Regions from separate parts of the Homo sapiens genome. Here region 1 is linked to region 2. Evidence: read pairs that join two places in POLR2A ChIA-PET (ENCODE). Cell type or tissue: HepG2. All regions are shown on one strand. Each heading gives the region's core, and the rest is flanking DNA. Links, peaks and the distances in the headings are about the cores only.

Region 1 (8,200 bases), core at 1,055-6,054, 350 kb before region 2:
ACCTGGCACCTGGCTGGAAAAGAAAAGCCAGTTCCCTGTAAGGAGTGTTCCCAATGTTCTGTCTATGATGGCCTTGTTATTTTATTACCTTTAGAAATTGAGTCCTGTTCTTGTTACAGCAGTCACACTGCTGGGAAGTGGCTAAATAGTAATATCAATAAATAGATGAGGCCGGGTACGTGGCTCACGCCTGTAATCCCAGCGCTTTGGGAGGCCGAGGTGGGCAGATCACCTGAGGTCAGCAGTTTGAGACCAGGCTGGCCAACATGGTGAGTCCCCGTCTCTACTAAAAATACAAAAATTAGCCAGGCATGGTGGTGCATGCCTGTAATCCCAGCTACTCGGGAGGCTGAGACAGGAGAATTGCTTGAATCTGGGAGGTGGAGGTTGCAGTGAGCTGAGATCGTGCCACTGCATTCCAGCCTGGGTGACAGAGTAAGACTCTGTCTCAAAAAAAAAAAAAAAAAAAAAAAAAGAGTCCTCTTGGAAAACAAAACAACCAAAACAATACAAAAACCCCACCATTCTTGTTTGTCTTCCATGAGGGAAAGTCTCCGTAGCCCATGTGGGCAGCTCTCCTGGATAATCAGGAGGGTGAAATTGAAGGTAGAGAGTCAAGAAAAGGGCCAGAGCCCACACATGGTCATACATTCACATTTGCAAACAAACAATGTGCTTCCCAATGAGTCTCCAATTGACGGGCTGGGTAAGGCCCTGAATCCCCCTCCTCAGATCCAAATGGCTTCATGGGTAGTTGAGTTTGAGCTAAGCAAAGCTCTTATGGTTCCACATGCACAAACAAATATAAATGCATAAAATGCTCAAATGGTGTCAATAGCAGCCAAATCTTAAGTAGAGCAGGGCCCCCAGTGACACTGCAAAAGAGGTAGAGGGTGGTCAGATGCACTCCAAATAACTCACCCAGTTCCAAAGTTTGCTGTCTTCTTCAGAGGTCACTTGCTTTGTACCAGTGAAACACTGAAGGTGGCAGATGTCATGCTGGGAGGTGAAAGGAAGACTCTTCCAAAAACAAAAGCATTTTTGGCAGCTGCCGGGAAGTTCCATGATGTTCCTGTCGCTAGCTATGAGCGGCTGGCACTCACAGGTGACCCCATGCCTCACCCAGGAGCATAACTAGGCTATCCAGCTCAGACTCACCTAGGGCGGGCAGCACTTCCCCATATGGGTCACCAAAATTGTAACTGAAATGCAGGTTCAGTTGCTTGCTGCTTGCAGAGTCCAGTTAATGAGAGTAAGGTCTGGTATAAAGAAAGAGACTTTTTATTCCAAAGCTAACTTAGGGGAAGAAGTACAGGCTTCCTGCCTTAAGGGCAGTACTTTGGCTTTGGAGCAGAAAGCGGGCTCTTTTAATGTGGGAGAGGAAGCAAGCAGGTGCGGGATCTGCTGACTCCCTTTGGTGCCTTATCTACTGGGCAGTCACGTTGGTAACTGCTGGCATCTTCATGGGTTGTAAAAGTGGCCAAAGACTTTCCAGGTGGGAGACAGTCTTGTAGTGGGCATACTTGAGGTCGTAGATGGACTGTTGTCTCTGGAGGCAACCTCCTAGTGGGAGAGAGTTTCATAGTGGGCATACTTTGGGTTGCAAATGGACTGTTATCTCTGAGACAGTCGCTTGGTGGGAGAGCGTTCTGCCCTGGAGCCTCTAAGCACATGGTTAGATGAACTTGTCCTGTGGGGAGTGTCTGGTGAAGGGGAGCTGAAAGGTTATAATTGCATTGGTTAATTAGGAAGTGGCGAATAGGAGAAATGGAGAAAAGAGAAAAGAAGAGAAAAGAAAAAAATAATAGTAACTTATTCTCTTTTTCTAAGAAAAATGGGAATACTTGGTTAAAATCACAGCACTTTTTTGGGAGACTGAGGCAGGCTTGGTGGCACGCAGCTGTAATCCCAGCTACTCAGGAGGCTGAGGTGGGAGAATCACTTGAGCCTGGGAAGTTGGGGCTCCAGAGAGCTGTGATTGTGCCACTGCACCCCAGCCTAGGTGACAGAATTAGACCGTCTCAAAAAATAAAATAATAAAAAACCCTGAAAGTTTATTGTCATTATTGATGTACTTACTATTTCCACAAATGATCCAGTTTAACACAGAGTTTAGGTTAATAAAACAATGTAAATATTGTCAGTAGCACAATCTAGAGAGCTTCTTTTTTTTTTTTTTTTTTTTTTTTTGAGACAGAGTCTTGCTCTGTTGCCCAGGCTGGAGTGCAGTGGTGTGATCTTGGCTCACTGACACCTCCGCCTCCTGGGTTCATGCGATTCTCTTGCCTCAGCCACCCTAGTAGCTGGGGTTACAGGCGCCTGCCACCAAGCCTGGCTCATTTTTGTATTTTTAGTAGAGATGGGGTTTCACCATGTTGGCCAGGCTGGTCTGGACCTCCTAACCTCAAGTGATCTGCCCGCCTCAGCCTCCCAAAGTGCTGGGATTACAGGCATGAGCCACTGTGCCCAGCCCCAGATAGCTTTTTTTGTTGGAGATGTTTGTTCTAAGAGGGAAGAAACTAGGCCTGAAGCCTTTCTGTGTGCATAAGCGACTTGGAATCAAGATATCTGTCATTTTGTATTTAACACAAATGAGAAACATCGGTACCAGTTATGGATTTAATATCTGTTTCTGCAGCTCTTTTAAAAATACCACCTTTTGCATCTCTGGATATTGCTCTCCACTCCCCATGATTATTTGGAAGTATATGAATCCAAATTGTATGAAATTGCCGGGCACACCCCCATGGTGGCAAACGTCTACAGTTCTAGCTACTGGGAAGCCTGAGGCGGGAGGCTCGCTTCAGCCCTGGAGTTCTAGGCTACAGTGCACTATGCCCATTGGGTGTCTGCACCAAGTTCAGCTTCAATAGGGTGACCTTCTGGGAGCAGGACCACCACGTTGCCTAAGAGGGGTGAACCTGTCCAAGTCGGAAAGGAGTGGGTCCAAACTCCTGAGCTGATCAGTAGTGGGATCGTGCCTGTGAGCAGCCGCAGTACTCCAGCCTGAGCAACATAGCAAGACCCTGTCTCTTAAAAAAAATTATATCATACTAGAAAAGTGCACTTTGGGTATCTAAAGAAGCACTCACACACCTTTCTGTCTGCCAACCAGTTTGTTTACTTTACATGTGGTCCGTCCTGGTTCACTGGGCCCTAGGAACCAGCCCCCTCTGGCCCATCTCCAGCACAGTAACAATAGCCAATGTTTATTGAGTCTAGGCTGTGTGCCAGATGTTGATCTAAAATAGATGTTGCTCTAAATAATAGGCTATTGTTTGAGGCTGAGTGCAGTGGGTGATGCCTATAATCCCAGCACTTTGGAGGTCGCAGCGGTAGGATTGCTTCAGGTCAGGAGTTTGAGACCAGCTGGGGCAACAAACTGAGACCCTGTTTATACAAAAACAAAGAAACCCAGAAATGAGCAGGGCGTGGTGGTGCACATCTGTGGTCCCACCTACTCGGGAGGCTGAGGTGGGAGGATCGCTTGAGCCCAGGAGTTTGAGTTTGCAGCAAGCCACTGCACTCCAGCTTGGGTTACAGAGCAAGACCCGGACTCAAGGGGAAAAAAAAAGGTTATTATTTGAATCTAATGCTTACAGCCAGCCTTTGAGGTGATACCATTAGTACCTTCACATTGTAGATGAGGTAACAGGTTTAGAGACATTGAGTAGCATGCCCAAATCATGCAGATTAATGGAGGACCCAGGATTTAAACCTAGATCCGTCTGACTGCCATCTCTCTCTCTCTCTTTCACATTAAAAAAAAAAAAAAAAAAAAAAAAGGAGACGGGGGATGGCTATGTTGCCCAGGCTGATCCTGAAATCCTAGGCTCAAGCGATCCTCCCACCTCAGCCTGCCAGGTAGCTGGGACTACAGGCCCACACCACTATCCCTGGCTAATTTTTGTATTTTTTGTAGAGATGGGGGTTTTTACCATGTTGCCCAGGCGGGTCCTGAACTCCTGGGCTCAAGCGATCCTCCCGCCTTGGCCTCCCAAAGTGTTGGGATTACAGGTGTGAGCCACTGCTCTTGGCTGAGAGCTGCCATCTCAATTGCCATTACCTACTACAATGGGACCCAGAAGCCTAGTTCTGGACACAGTGGCTGCAAGGACCCTCAGGGGCCCTTCAGGTCTGCTTGAAGTAAGCCATTTTCCACAGTGTCATTCCGGGTCCACCCCTGGCCCCAGCATGGTCAGCTCAGGTGACTCGATGCTGTCAGCAGCTCTGGCTGATCAAGGCCCTTTCTGTTGTAGGGTGGAATCCATCCCCCTTTAGCTTCCATGGGATGGTCAGCCTTCTGCCCTTTGGGGCTGTAGAGAAGACACGTGGCTCCTTCTCACCCTAGGGAATCCCTTCAGATCCTGGCTCGTTCACTCAGCAGATATTTACTGTGTGTCCACAATGTGCCCAGGATAGAGGAGTGGACAAGAAGAAGTCATAAGGCCTGGTGGAGTTGACATTTTAAAGAGACAGAAAGTAAGTCCCATGTTGGCAGAGACAGGCCCCACCCCCTTGATCTAGAGCCTCTCTGGATCATTCCAGCTTTCTAGATCGGAGACCCATTGGAAATGTGGTCCCAGATAAGGTAGCCACATGAAGAATAGGGCCATGGGGCTGGCTGGGGTGACCCCACATAAGAAGCCTTGGCTGGTCCAGGGTTTGGAGAGGCCATATGTCCAGGGCAGTCCTAGAGCTTAATCTGGCCAAATTCCAGTGAAAAGGAAAAAAAAAAAATCCTGCTTCCCCATCACCAAACACTAAATAAGCAGACAGCGAGACAGGCCTCCCCACCTCCTCCCAAACTCCAGAGCTCCCTCCCTGTCTGCTGCCTCCTTTAGCCAGCGCCCGTGGGCATTTCTGACCAAACTCACATTCTGCCTTCTCCAGCCTGAAATCTGGCTTATCTATTCTCTCTGCCTCTCTCTTTTTTTTTTTTTTTTTTTTTTTTGAGACAGAGTCTCGCTCTTTCGCCCAGGCCGGACTGCAGTGGCGCGATCTCGGCTCACTGCAAGCTCCGCCTCCCGGGTTCACACCATTCTCTTGCCTCAGCCTCTCGAGTAGCTGAGACTACAGGCGCCCGCCGCCGCGCACGGCTATTTTTGTGTTTTTAGTAGAGACGGAGTTTCGCTGTGTTAGCCAGGATGGTCTCGATCTCCTGACCTCGTGATCCGCCCGCCTCGGCCACCCAAAGTGCTGGGATTACAGGCGTGAACCACCGCGCCCGGCCATGGCTTACCTATTCTCAAGACATATTCCTCCCCACTCTCAGACTCTCCCCCTATCTCAGGCCTCTTTTACCTCCCAAATCTCTCTCCACCCCTGCCAGGGTCCAAAATCAAGCATCAGCGCTGTTCCCCGCCCGACTTCCACCCTCCCTCACTCCCCTCAACCCGATTCTAACAGACACCCAAACAGGAGAACACAGTGTGAGATTACATCACAGCTCACACACACACACACACAGACACACACAGACGCACAAACACACAGACACACACACACACACACACAGACACACACACACACACACACAGATTTCCTGTTGTCCTGTGACCCTCCCACTCCAGTCCCTGACTCAGGACACAGTAGAACAAAAGAACTCACGATGCCGGTTTCAGTGTCATAAACAATAGATATGGGCCGGCACAGTGGCTCATGCCTGTAATCTCGGCACTTTGGGAGGCCGAGGCGGGTGGATGGCTCGAGGCCAGGAGTTCCAGACCCACCTAGGCAGCATGGCCAAACTCTGTCTCTATAAAAAATACAAAGATTAGCCAGGTGTGGTGACATGTACCTTTGGTCCCAGATACTTAGGAGGCTGAGCGGGGAGGATCACCTGAGCCCTGAAGGTTGAGGCTGCAGTGAGCCATGATCACACCACTGCACTCCAGCCTGGGAGACAGAGTGAGATGCTGTCTAAAAAACAGAACAAAACAAAAACTCCCCCAAACCCAAAAAGATTTGGAAGAATAAATGCTCAGATATTGAGCCAGTCACCTTACCACTGCCCACCAAGGTGATTATGAAAGGATGAGGAAAGGGGAAGAGAGGAACAGCAGAGGTTGTAGAAAGGAGCAGAGGAGTTGGGGTGTCCCCAGGAAGAGCCCATGTCCCAGCCCCCACCACCTCACTGGCCAATGAGAGTCCTCACACCAAATGTCAAAAACCCTGGACCATCTGGGGGGTGGCCAACAGTGAATCCCAAAGACCAAGTCAGGGGCATAGAACAACTTTTTGCAGGGTCAATACAACAGAGACCTCCCACAAGCGAGTGTCCTGCTTTAAACAATTGCCCAAATATAGTTAGTGGGGATTCAAAGCAAACACTACAAAAGAAATATATATTTCAGAGTGGAAAATAAAATGAAATAAAATGGCCAACAGAAAAATTAAATGGCATGAGAGGAGAAGGGACCAAGAGAAGGGGCAACAAGGATGCAATTGGTCAGGCACGCTTTGAGGGACTTTGAATTGACTATTTAGCCAACAGCCTTATTTCCTGGATCACCTGATATGGAGGAGAGGAGGCAAAGGGGACAGTCACCTGTCCGCAAGAGCCAAAATGGTGCTGGCCAGTCTCTAACATGGGGCCCAGTGAAGGTCTCCTCCCCAGATTTCCCCAGCTTGGGCGAGCTTGGCTGCCAAAGGGGGATCAGCAGGTATACTAGCAACATGCCAGCTGGAATATTGGGTCCCACAGAAGGCAGTGCTGCTATGGCTGCTCGTCCATCTGCTTGGCTCCACGGGTTGCCAGGAAAGACAGTGGCTCTTTTTTTTTTTGAGACAGAGTCTCATTCTGTTGCCCAGGCTAGAGTGCAGCGGTGCAATCTCGGCTCACTGCAACCTCCACCTCGTGGGTTGAAGTGATTCTCCTGCCTCAGCCTCCTGAGTAGCTGGGATTATAGTTGTGCACCATCATGTCAGGATAATTTTTGTATTTTTAGTAGAGATGGGGTTTCACTATGTTGGCCAGGCTGGTCTCAAACTCCTGACCTCAGGTGATCCACTGGCCTTGGCCTCCCAAAGTGCCGGGATTACAGGAGTGAGCCACTGCGCTCGGCCAAGACAGTGGCTCTTAAAAATGAACCTTTGGGCTAGTGCTACACCTCTGCAGTGTTAGAAGCTCTGCAGCTTTGATTGCTTGTAGCACTGATCACCTGCTGTCTCTTGCTGATCACCGTCTTGACATCTCTCGCCACCTCTCTCCAACTGCCACCTCCTGCCATCTCTCTGTTGTCTCACTGTCTTGCCAGTTGCTCTCACCACTTCTCTCTAATTGCTATCTATTGCTATCTTTCTGTCCTGTCTCACCATCCCGCCAATTGCTGACCAACAATTGCCAATTTTCTCCTTTCTAGTGTCTTGCTGCCTGTCTGCTAATTGCCAGTCGCTGCCATCTCTGTTGTCTTTGTGGTCTTCATGGTCACCAGGTGATGCAGAACAGGTGAGCCCCAAAATTGGGGCTTAGCCTGGGAGGGTTCTTGGCTTCACACAGGAAGGAATTCAAGAGCAAGACAGTGGTATTAGAGAGCAGTTTTTTAATTGAATGGTACTGCTCTTTGTGGAGCAGGGATAACTCAGGCAGTGCACCTGCAGCAGGCAACCTATGGGCTCTTGGCAACGGTATTTATATTCGCTTATACTCATTTTTAATTATATGCAAATAGAAGGGTGAGTTAATGCAAATTGATGGAGGGGTTATTTAGAACCTTTTAGGAAAGGGGTGGTGACTTCTGGGTCATTGGTGTGGAAAGATGTGGTAACTTCTGGGTCTTTGCCATGGCATTTGTAAACTGTCATTACACTGGTGGGAGTGTCTTATGCTAAGGAACAATGAGGGCAGCTAGGGATTGCTTTTGTCACCATCTGCTGATTCTTTCCAAACAAGACCTGCTGGTCTCCTCTCTTGATTTTAACACTATTAATTCTCTGATTTCATGTGTATGGGATGTCTTCCCATTCGTTTGTGTCCTCTTCAATTTCTTTCATCAGTGTTTTGTAGTTTTCATTGTAGAGATAGTTCACCTTCTTGGTTAGATTTATTCCTAGACTTTTTTTTTTTTTTTTTTTTTTTTTTTTTTTTTTTTTTTTTGCAGCAAGATAAATGGGCTTCTTCATTTCTTTCTGAGCTAGCTCATTATTGGTATGTAGAAATGCTATTGATTTTTGTATGTTGATTTTGTATCCTGCAACT
Region 2 (8,200 bases), core at 2,190-7,189:
TCCAACATGGCCAATCCCCGTCTCTACTAAAAATACAAAAATTAGCCAGGCGTGGTGGTAGACACCTGTAATCCCAGCTACTTAGGAGGCTGAGGCAGGAGAATCACTTGAACCCAGGAGGTGGAGGTTGCAGTGAGCCGAGATTGCACCACTGCACTCCAGACTGGGTGACAGAGTGAGACTGTCTAGAAAAAAAAAAAGTAGACTTAAAGGCACGTCTGAATTTTCCAGGCCAACTGAGGGCAAGGTGAAGGATTTTCCTGGCAGAGGTATGACCAGAGGCTAGGGCTGGGGGTGCAGATGGAGACAATGGCAAGCACCTTATTGGCTGGGGGCCAGAGGACACCTGTTTTTGGATAGATCACTTTGAGTCTGGTACAATTCTTTACTGCTGCTTAATGTCAGAAACTTAATTATGCTTTTGCATGATTCTAATTATTGCCTTTTTCAGAGCTCTGCTGGTAAAAAGTGGGGTGCCATACAAACAGTCCCTTTTCAAGCCCAGCGTGTCATGCATCCTGCCAATCAATCACTGTAATGTCCATTGTCCAAACAGGTCAACCGTTGTCTCCATGAAAAACTGGATAAAGAGTTGCTGATAGCAGTGTCCTGGTTCTTCCCTTTACATTCTTTTGGGGGAAGGTGCTGGGAATCAGCCTAGCTTGTGGCATGTGACCTTTTTTATTTGAATGGCACTACAGACAGCACTTGTGAGCACAAACTCTGAAGCCACACTGCCTTGGTTGAGATCCTAGTGGCCACTTTCTGGCTGTGTGACCCTGACTTAATTTCCCCCAAGTTTCAGTTCCCTCACCTGGAAAACGGCACCCATCTCCAAAGTTAACATACATAAAGCCCTTAAACAGTGGCTGGCACACCGTAGACCATAATAGCTATTGTTTTTTATCACTTGTCCAGATACGTCGATATAGCTCTGAAGAAAGTAACAGAAAAAGTTCCAATTCTCTGCTAGTCTTAAGGGAGATTTCACCTGGAAGTGCTGGCTATCTTGCTGTGTTAAAGGAAACTGCAGAAAGGGACTGGTCTTCATCTGAGTCCAAGTTGTCTTCTTGTGAGGAAAGCAGGCCATTAGTGAAGTCAGTGATTCACAGGAGGAGGTCAAATTCTGAGTTAGGCAGCTCCTTATCTGAAAATGATCCTCCTTCCACCCAAAGAGGTGTTGTGCTCTAACCCCTCCAGTCCTTCCTCTTTGCTTACCTGTCTTGCTCCTGTTCCAATGTTTCCCCATAAGCTCCATGAAAATAAGGCCCTATCTATCTGGTTCACCTGTATCCCCAAGTTACAGAGATGATGCTCAGTAAATGTCGCAGAATTTTGTGAAAAAGAACGATGTGGAAAGTGAGTGGGGCTAAGGTGGCCAGTCTGTGTTGGGGGCCCAGTCGGTCAAGCGGTTGAGGAGGGTTGTAGGCCTATGCCAGGTGGCGGGGGACCTTGAGTCCAGGCCCCCATCCTCATGGGTCCAGCCACAGCTCCTCCTGGGCATCCGTTTCATCCTCAAATGTGGGGAATCCGGCTTCTATGACTGACATACAACTCGCACATTTTAAAGATGTTTTATTAAAAAAAAGAAAAACCAACCAAACAAAAATCCCAACCCAAGAACTCTTGGTTCTGGGAGACTGGGAGCAGCTTAGGTCTGTGGGGAGGGTAGAACCTGGAAGACAGAAAAGTATAGGGAGCCTCAAGCCCTGGGAGGGAGAGCAAGAGCAGCCTTTCCCTAGGGCTGAGCCTCTCTCCATGGGGCCTGGGCTTATCCACTTGGAAAAGACAGGTTGTGGGGGCTCAGCCCCCAGAAAAAGGCAGGGTGAGCAGTTCTGGACAGCCCTCAGGCCTCTTGTCAAAATCACCAACCAGCTGGGAAGGAGAGGGTGGCCCAGCGCTGGATCCAGCCTATCAGCGCCGTGCCCGAAGGCAAGGTTCAGCCCACGATCGGGAGCGGGGGCTCAGATAGGGAGGCGTACCCCAAAGTTCAGCGAGGGACTCAAGCCCCTTGAAAAGAAAGGGCTCTCATGGGGGCAGGACATGGAGGCAGCCCCTGGCTGGACTCCTGGGAGGGCAGGGCAGGACCCATACTCCTGGAGGCCTGCGGAGCTCAGGGACCTTGAGGGCCGCGAGGCAGCACTCGGATGGGCCGAGGCGGGGGATTGTCCAGGACGGGCTCGGGCCGAGCCCGCGCACCGCCCCGGCGCTTCTGCTTGCGCAACAGGTAGTTCGAGTACTGGACCTCGGGCATGGCCAGCTTGAGGCAGGCCTCGGTGGCCGGGCCGGCGCCGCCGCCGGGCAGGTCATAGCCCATAATGTCCACCTTGCGGCTGGGCTGCCACGGCTGCAGCTGCTTGGTGCGGATCTGCGCGGCAGGCCGCAGCAGTGGCTCGTCCCCGAAGCAGCGCCGCAGTAGGCGCTGGCGGGCCTCGCGCAGCTCGCGCGCCTCGCGCTCCACGCACGCGCGGCCCGCGCGCGCCACGTGGCGCCAGAAGGTGGCGTTGAAGTGGTCGTAGAGGCCGGCGTCCAGGGCGTTCCAGGTGCGCGCCGCCCGCGCCAGCGCCGCGGGGATGGCGGCCAGGCGCGAGCTGGCGGCGCGCGCGTTGAGCTTGGCGTAGAGCACGTCGTCCAGGTCCCAGGCCAGTAGGCGCCGCAGCAGCACTAGCGACTCGTCGAAGTACTCGGCGATCATGACGAGCGAGAAAACCTCCTCCACCTGGCGGATGAGGCCCGCCAGGTAGGCGGCGTCGTCGCGCGGGCTGCGCTCATTGTCGCCGCCCAGGTCGTAGGCCAGCGTGTTGTGTGCGAACATGGCGAAGTGCTCGCCAGCGCGGTAGTATGCCTCGGGCGCGCGCAGGAAGGCCTCGAGCGAGGCGTTGGGTACGCGCCGGAAGGCCGGGCAGTACTGGTTGTAGTAGCTGAAGAGCGACTCGAACATGGCGGCCGGCTCGCGCAGGATGGTGACATAGACGGTGCTGGGCGGCATGAGGCGCTCCAGCTCCGCACGGTCGAAGCGCAGGTGGCTGGCCAGCACGTGCGGCGGCCGCGTGGCCGGGTGCACGAAGTGCGCCGAGAAGTTGCGGGGGTAGCAGAACTGGTGCTCGCAGCTCGGGTGCGGCAGGGCCACCGTCAGGTTGTGGCGCTCGGCAAAGCGAAACAGGATGTTCTGCACCGTCGTGCCTGCCGTCTTGTGAGTCTTCAGGAAGGCCACAGTCATGTGCTTGGGGCGCGGCGGCGAGTTCCGCAGAGGAGGGCAGCTCAAGGGGAACAGCTTGGGGTACCTGCCAGGCCCAGGGAGTGTGCGGAGAGGAGGGTGTGAGGGGGCTGCCGCTTGACCCCTGCCCTTACCCAAGGACTGTGGGATGCCCCACAGCGCGGCCCCGCCTGGGCTGCACTCATGGAAAGGTCGAGGGCGGTGCTTGGTAGCCTCTAAGATGCCCTCTATGATCCCTGCTGCCCTCCTGGTATTCATGCCCTTGAGTATTCCCCTCACCTGAGTTAGGCTGGACTTATCATTGCATCTAAAGAAGAGAAGAGGGCAGAAATGATGGGATGTCACTTCTTAAATTTCATCATAGAAAGACTGTGGCTGGCTAGTATCTTGGTGTCTTTCACTCAATCTGGGATGACAGATGATGGGGGAAGCAAGCTGCCATATAGTGGGCAGCCCTATAGGGAGCTACCACTAAGTGGGAAAAGCCCACAAGGACCTAAGGCCCTCAGTCCACCAGCCGGCTTGAAGACCTGAAGCCTGTCAAAACCACGTGAGTGAGCTTGGAAGCTGATCCCTTCCAATCAAGCCTTCGGATGAGACTGCATCACCAGCAAACACCTTGGTTGCAACCCCATGAAAGACCTTGGTCCAGAAGTTCCCAGTAAGCCACACCTGGCTTCCTGACCCAAAATAACAGATGTTTGTGTTTTCAGCTGCTAAGCTTTAAGATAATTTGTTTATGTAGAAATAAATAAGGGACAAAGACCCCTGGAGATCTTTGAGGAATCCCACTTTGTATATGTAGAAACTGAGGGCCAAAAGGAGAACAATCACTTACACAAAGTCTGGAGACGACTCACATGGTCACTAAATCCTTTTGCTCTTTCTCATTTTTACTCTTTAACTGGCTCCTCACTTTGTAGATGGTTGGCACTGGGCTTTGCAGCAACCCATTGTTATGTTTCTCTTGAGGCTTCTAAAGCCTCATTAATTCAGTCATCAAATATTTTTTGGGTGTCCACTATGTGCCAGGTTAATGCTAGGTTCAAGAAATACAGTAATATACAAAAACAATCCTAGCCCTCGTGAAGCTTTCATTTCTGTTGCTTCATTCTTAAAACATGGGTGTTTGGGATTTCAAACCAAATTATCTGGCAAGGGGGGCTGGGCGCATTCACACCATTCTCAGGGGCAGACAGTGTAGAAAATGGGGACATGAAGTCTCCGAGAGGTGCAGGGATTTGTTGGGTTCACACAGTGAGTCAGGAGTAGGGTTGGGGTTCCCATGAATCACATGGTATCCTGTGTGAGGGTGACTGGCTGTGTCACACATATCATGTCTCACTTTATAGATGAGAAAACGGGGGCTCGGAGAAGTGAGGGGACTTGGCCTTGCCCAGCACTACGGAAGTTGTGAGAAGTTGTTTCCACTGGGGAAATGCTTAGCTGCATGCTGTGGGGAGTTGAGCTGGATTCGGATCTCAGCTAACTGATTCTGTAACTTTGAGCAAGTCACTCAGCCCTTTCATTGAAGAGCAGTCCCTGTCCAGGGAGGCTGTGTGGCCCTAAAGGGAAAGCACTTTCAGAATAGAGGGGAGGAGCAAAGCCTAGCAGGACCCTTCTAGCAGGTGGAAGAATGGGGAGGGGAGCTCCGGCCCCCCTGGGGCCCCGCCCCCTTACCAGCTGAGCTGCGCCCCCTGGTGGATGAGAAGGCTTACGGTGCTGCACCCTAGCACCAGCAGCAGGATTTTCCGGCGGCTCATCATCTTGGTGGCCTGCTGCAGGCGCTGGAGGATGGGTGGCATGGCGGAGTACCCACCCCTGGACCAGCCAGGGCCTCACTATCCAGGACTCCCTTCACAGGCACTCATGGGGGATCCTGCGGCTCTGGTAGCAGGGCCAGTGTTCCCGAGAAGCCTGGCAGAAGAAGGCAGACGGGTTTGCAGTGGGCAGAGGAGATGGGATCTGGCCCCCAGCAGGTCTGATGCAAAGAGCTCCAACAGGTGGGGTAAGCAGAGAGGCCAGGGCAGATCGGATTCCTACCTCCCGTTATCAAGACCCTATCTCCTCACTGCTCCAGATAACTTAGTCTTGGGTGGAATTACAGGGTCTGGGGTGTAGCCAGCCCTTCAGGCTGTAGCCACTCCCATCCCTCAGCCCTGTCTCTGTCTCTCTGCCTGCTCCTAACTCGTCTTTGTCTCATGGTTATTTGTACATGTCTCCCCAGTGGAGTGGCTTTAGCGCCAGGGCTTGGCTCAGAACATAGAGGTCTCAACTCAAAGTTTCCTCTCCTCCAGGACTCCTTGCCCAATTGCTTTAGCCCAGGGTTGGTCCTGACTCCCCAGAGAAACCGAGCTCCTCGGAAACACTGATCAGGCCTTCACCTCCTTGGATCGATATGGCTTTGAGTCGATACTGCAGGCTTACTCTATGTACTGTATTATTACATACTTAATCCCATTTAGTCCTCACCACAGCCCTGACCTAGGTATTATTCCCACTGTATAGATAAGGAAACTGAGGCTCTAAGAGATTATATCACTTGTCCATAGCTACACAGCTGGTAACAGTAGAAATGAGATTCATACCTGCTGTTTCTGGCTCCAAAGTCCATGCCCTTAGACACTGTATATGCTATTTCTGTAGAGAACTGGTTTCCCCAACCTTGCCCTAGACTCTGGCAATTCTGCATCCTTCTGAGTCCTGAGCGCTCCTAGCTGGGCTCCTGCCCTGAGGGCCCAAGACTGAGAAATTCATGAGGGAAAGGAAGGTCTTGAAATCCTGGAGCCCTATCTGGATTCCATCCCCAGACACCTGAAACCCAGGCGGCCCCATCAGCTGACTCTGCAGGGAAAAGTGCCTGACCAAAGCAATGAGATGGCAGCCTGGGCGGGGTGTGGGTTGGGTAAGAGGTGGCTCCTGCTTGTTGCCCTACGGAGGATCTCCAGGAGAAGGTGAGCTTCCATCCCAGGTAAGCCCAGGAGTAAGAGAGGGGAGGAGGGCTTGGTCACACACAAGTCTCCTTTCCCCACAGGAATGCCTTGGCTTAAGGGCAGCCCAATCCTGGGCAGCTCCCGTGGAAAGTCCACTTCAGCAGTGATGCCTGTCCCCAAGCTAGGGTGGGGCCTCAGTCTCCAGGTTCAAGTTTAGCTTCAGCCCTCACACATATCCTTCTCCACGGGGGAGGGGGAGCCTGGAACCTGATGGGCATGTGCATGTGGAACTAGGACACCTGGGTCCCAGGAGGGGTAAGGTAATATGAAAACCCTTTTGATCATCACCTTTTCTGGGAGCCCTGGGCTTGGCTTCCAGTCTCTCTTCTTGACCCTGCTCCCTTAATCCTGGATTACATTTAAACCTGTTTGGGTGGAAAGATGTTCTGTTTATGCCTCCCCTTCTCTCTAGGCCTTATCGCTGCTTCCCTCCACCTGCCTGCAGACAGACTTAATCCGGCCGGAGCCAAGGGTAAAGGGTCCAGCCACAGAGGGTAACCAAGGGCACAGCAGAGGAAGTCTAAGGCCCTCCCTGTCTCTTCAAGGATTGCTGGGGCAGAGAAGGGCTGGCCTGGCCTGGCTGGGGCTGCTTGCAGGAGGAAGTGAGAGCCCTTGGCCCTCTAAGGATACACACCTTTTTCCTCTGTCACTCCTGCTGCTTAGAGAACTTGGTGATTAGACAGAAGTGTCCCAAGATGGGAAGAGGGGAGTCTACATCCACCTTTGCTAAACTTGCAGAAACCACCCTATTTCTCAGAGGATTCAGGGTCAGCCAAGGAAGTCAAGCCTAGCTATGGGGGACCTTTCCCGAGGGCAGAGCTTCTACTGGCCGCACAGAGAGAGTGACAGGTGCCTGGTATCCCCCTCTGTCCCACTCTTGGGCCTTTCCCCACTTCCCTACATGGCTGAGCTCTGGGGAGCTAGCCAGGCCCCAGTCTGAGGCCTGCTTAGGGACAGGGGACAGGGCATCCTCAGTGCAGGAATTCCCTGGACACCAGCCCCTGAAGGCGGGCACCAGCTTCTGTATGGCCACTGTCAATGACAGGGTGTTCATCACCTCCTGATACAGCCTGGTCCATTTCTGAGCAACTTACAGCTTGTTCAGGTTCTTTCCGGGACAGCCAGGATTACCCTGCCAGTGGTAGCACCTGCTTCGGCCTGCCCCTTACACCTCCCATTCTGCACTCTTGGTAGTGCTGCCCTCCTAGAGCACATAGAACATTTTTCTCCATGACAGACCTTCAGGTATTTGGAAGCAGTAACCCTGTCTCCTCTGGGTGGGCACTCGGCCAGGCTAAACATTCCAGGTCCTGAGAGAGGGTGCTGCTCGGACACTGTGGGAGGCCTGCCTTCCCTTGGCAATTTGACTCCAAGATGCCTGTTTTGGAGATGGGGCCAAGGCAGTGCCTCTCAGGGAGGGGGCCACTGGGCTGGGTTTCCATCGGATTTTCTGGCTGGTGTGGGGTGCATGATGGTGCTGCTGGAGCTGTGCTTTAGAGCAGTGGCCCTGGCTCCTGCCCTCAGATGCTTCACACGACTCCCCATTGTGCCTGGTGTCTTCTCCATAGAGAGAGTTCTCCCAGCTATCCCAGGCAGGTCAGGACGCCCAGGCTCATCAGAATGTCAGTGCTAATTTTAGTCAGAACAATCTACCTCACGCTGCTGCCCAGTTTTGCAAATTGCTAGCTTTTCTCCAGGGAACCAAAGAAATAGTAGAGCCGACCAAAGCTTTGAAAATGGGCCGGGGTGCCCACCCTCCTAAAGGAGCCCTTTCTCCTCTGTCTCCTCTGAGCTCTAGAGCTGAAACCGATGCACTTAGAGGAAGGGGTGCCCTGGACTGGACCACTTGGACCTGACTGCTGGATGGCCCGGAGACTCCATCCTGTCCTGACTTGAGGGATGGGACAGCCCAGTGTTGAGGGACGCTGACCCAGGGTGCTCCAGAGGAGGGGCGAAGGGCTGAGGGGGTCTGCAAAGTACTGGCCTGGGA

The links. ChIA-PET counts read pairs that join two places held together with the same protein. Peaks named below come from ENCODE experiments on the same cell type or tissue, not always from the same donor. Only the 100,000 strongest peaks of a DNase experiment are listed, where the experiment ranks them.
Region 1: POLR2A ChIA-PET joins it to region 2 with 5 read pairs; 1 of 35 experiments calls an interaction of 5 or more read pairs at or near these places.

The regions. Positions count from the first base shown.
Region 1 is chr11:65,692,804-65,701,003 of GRCh38, forward strand. It overlaps the pseudogene RN7SL309P. Among named protein-coding and RNA genes, the nearest start is that of KAT5, 15 kb to the right of the region's middle. In HepG2, for the core only: no CTCF peak of the experiment used is centred there; a DNase peak (open chromatin) is centred at 3,198; H3K27me3 peaks cover 1,344 bases.
Region 2 is chr11:66,040,394-66,048,593 of GRCh38, forward strand. It overlaps GAL3ST3 (galactose-3-O-sulfotransferase 3), which reads right to left. Exons shown (of 3, transcript NM_033036.3): 2 at 4,898-5,134; 3 at 372-3,284. The coding sequence starts at 5,022. The coding sequence ends at 2,114. Among named protein-coding and RNA genes, the nearest start is that of GAL3ST3, 4.7 kb to the right of the region's middle. RefSeq lists a silencer at 4,890-4,939 and an enhancer at 5,050-5,249. In HepG2, for the core only: a CTCF peak has its summit at 4,922 (motif pointing left); a DNase peak (open chromatin) is centred at 4,908; H3K27me3 peaks cover 2,185 bases.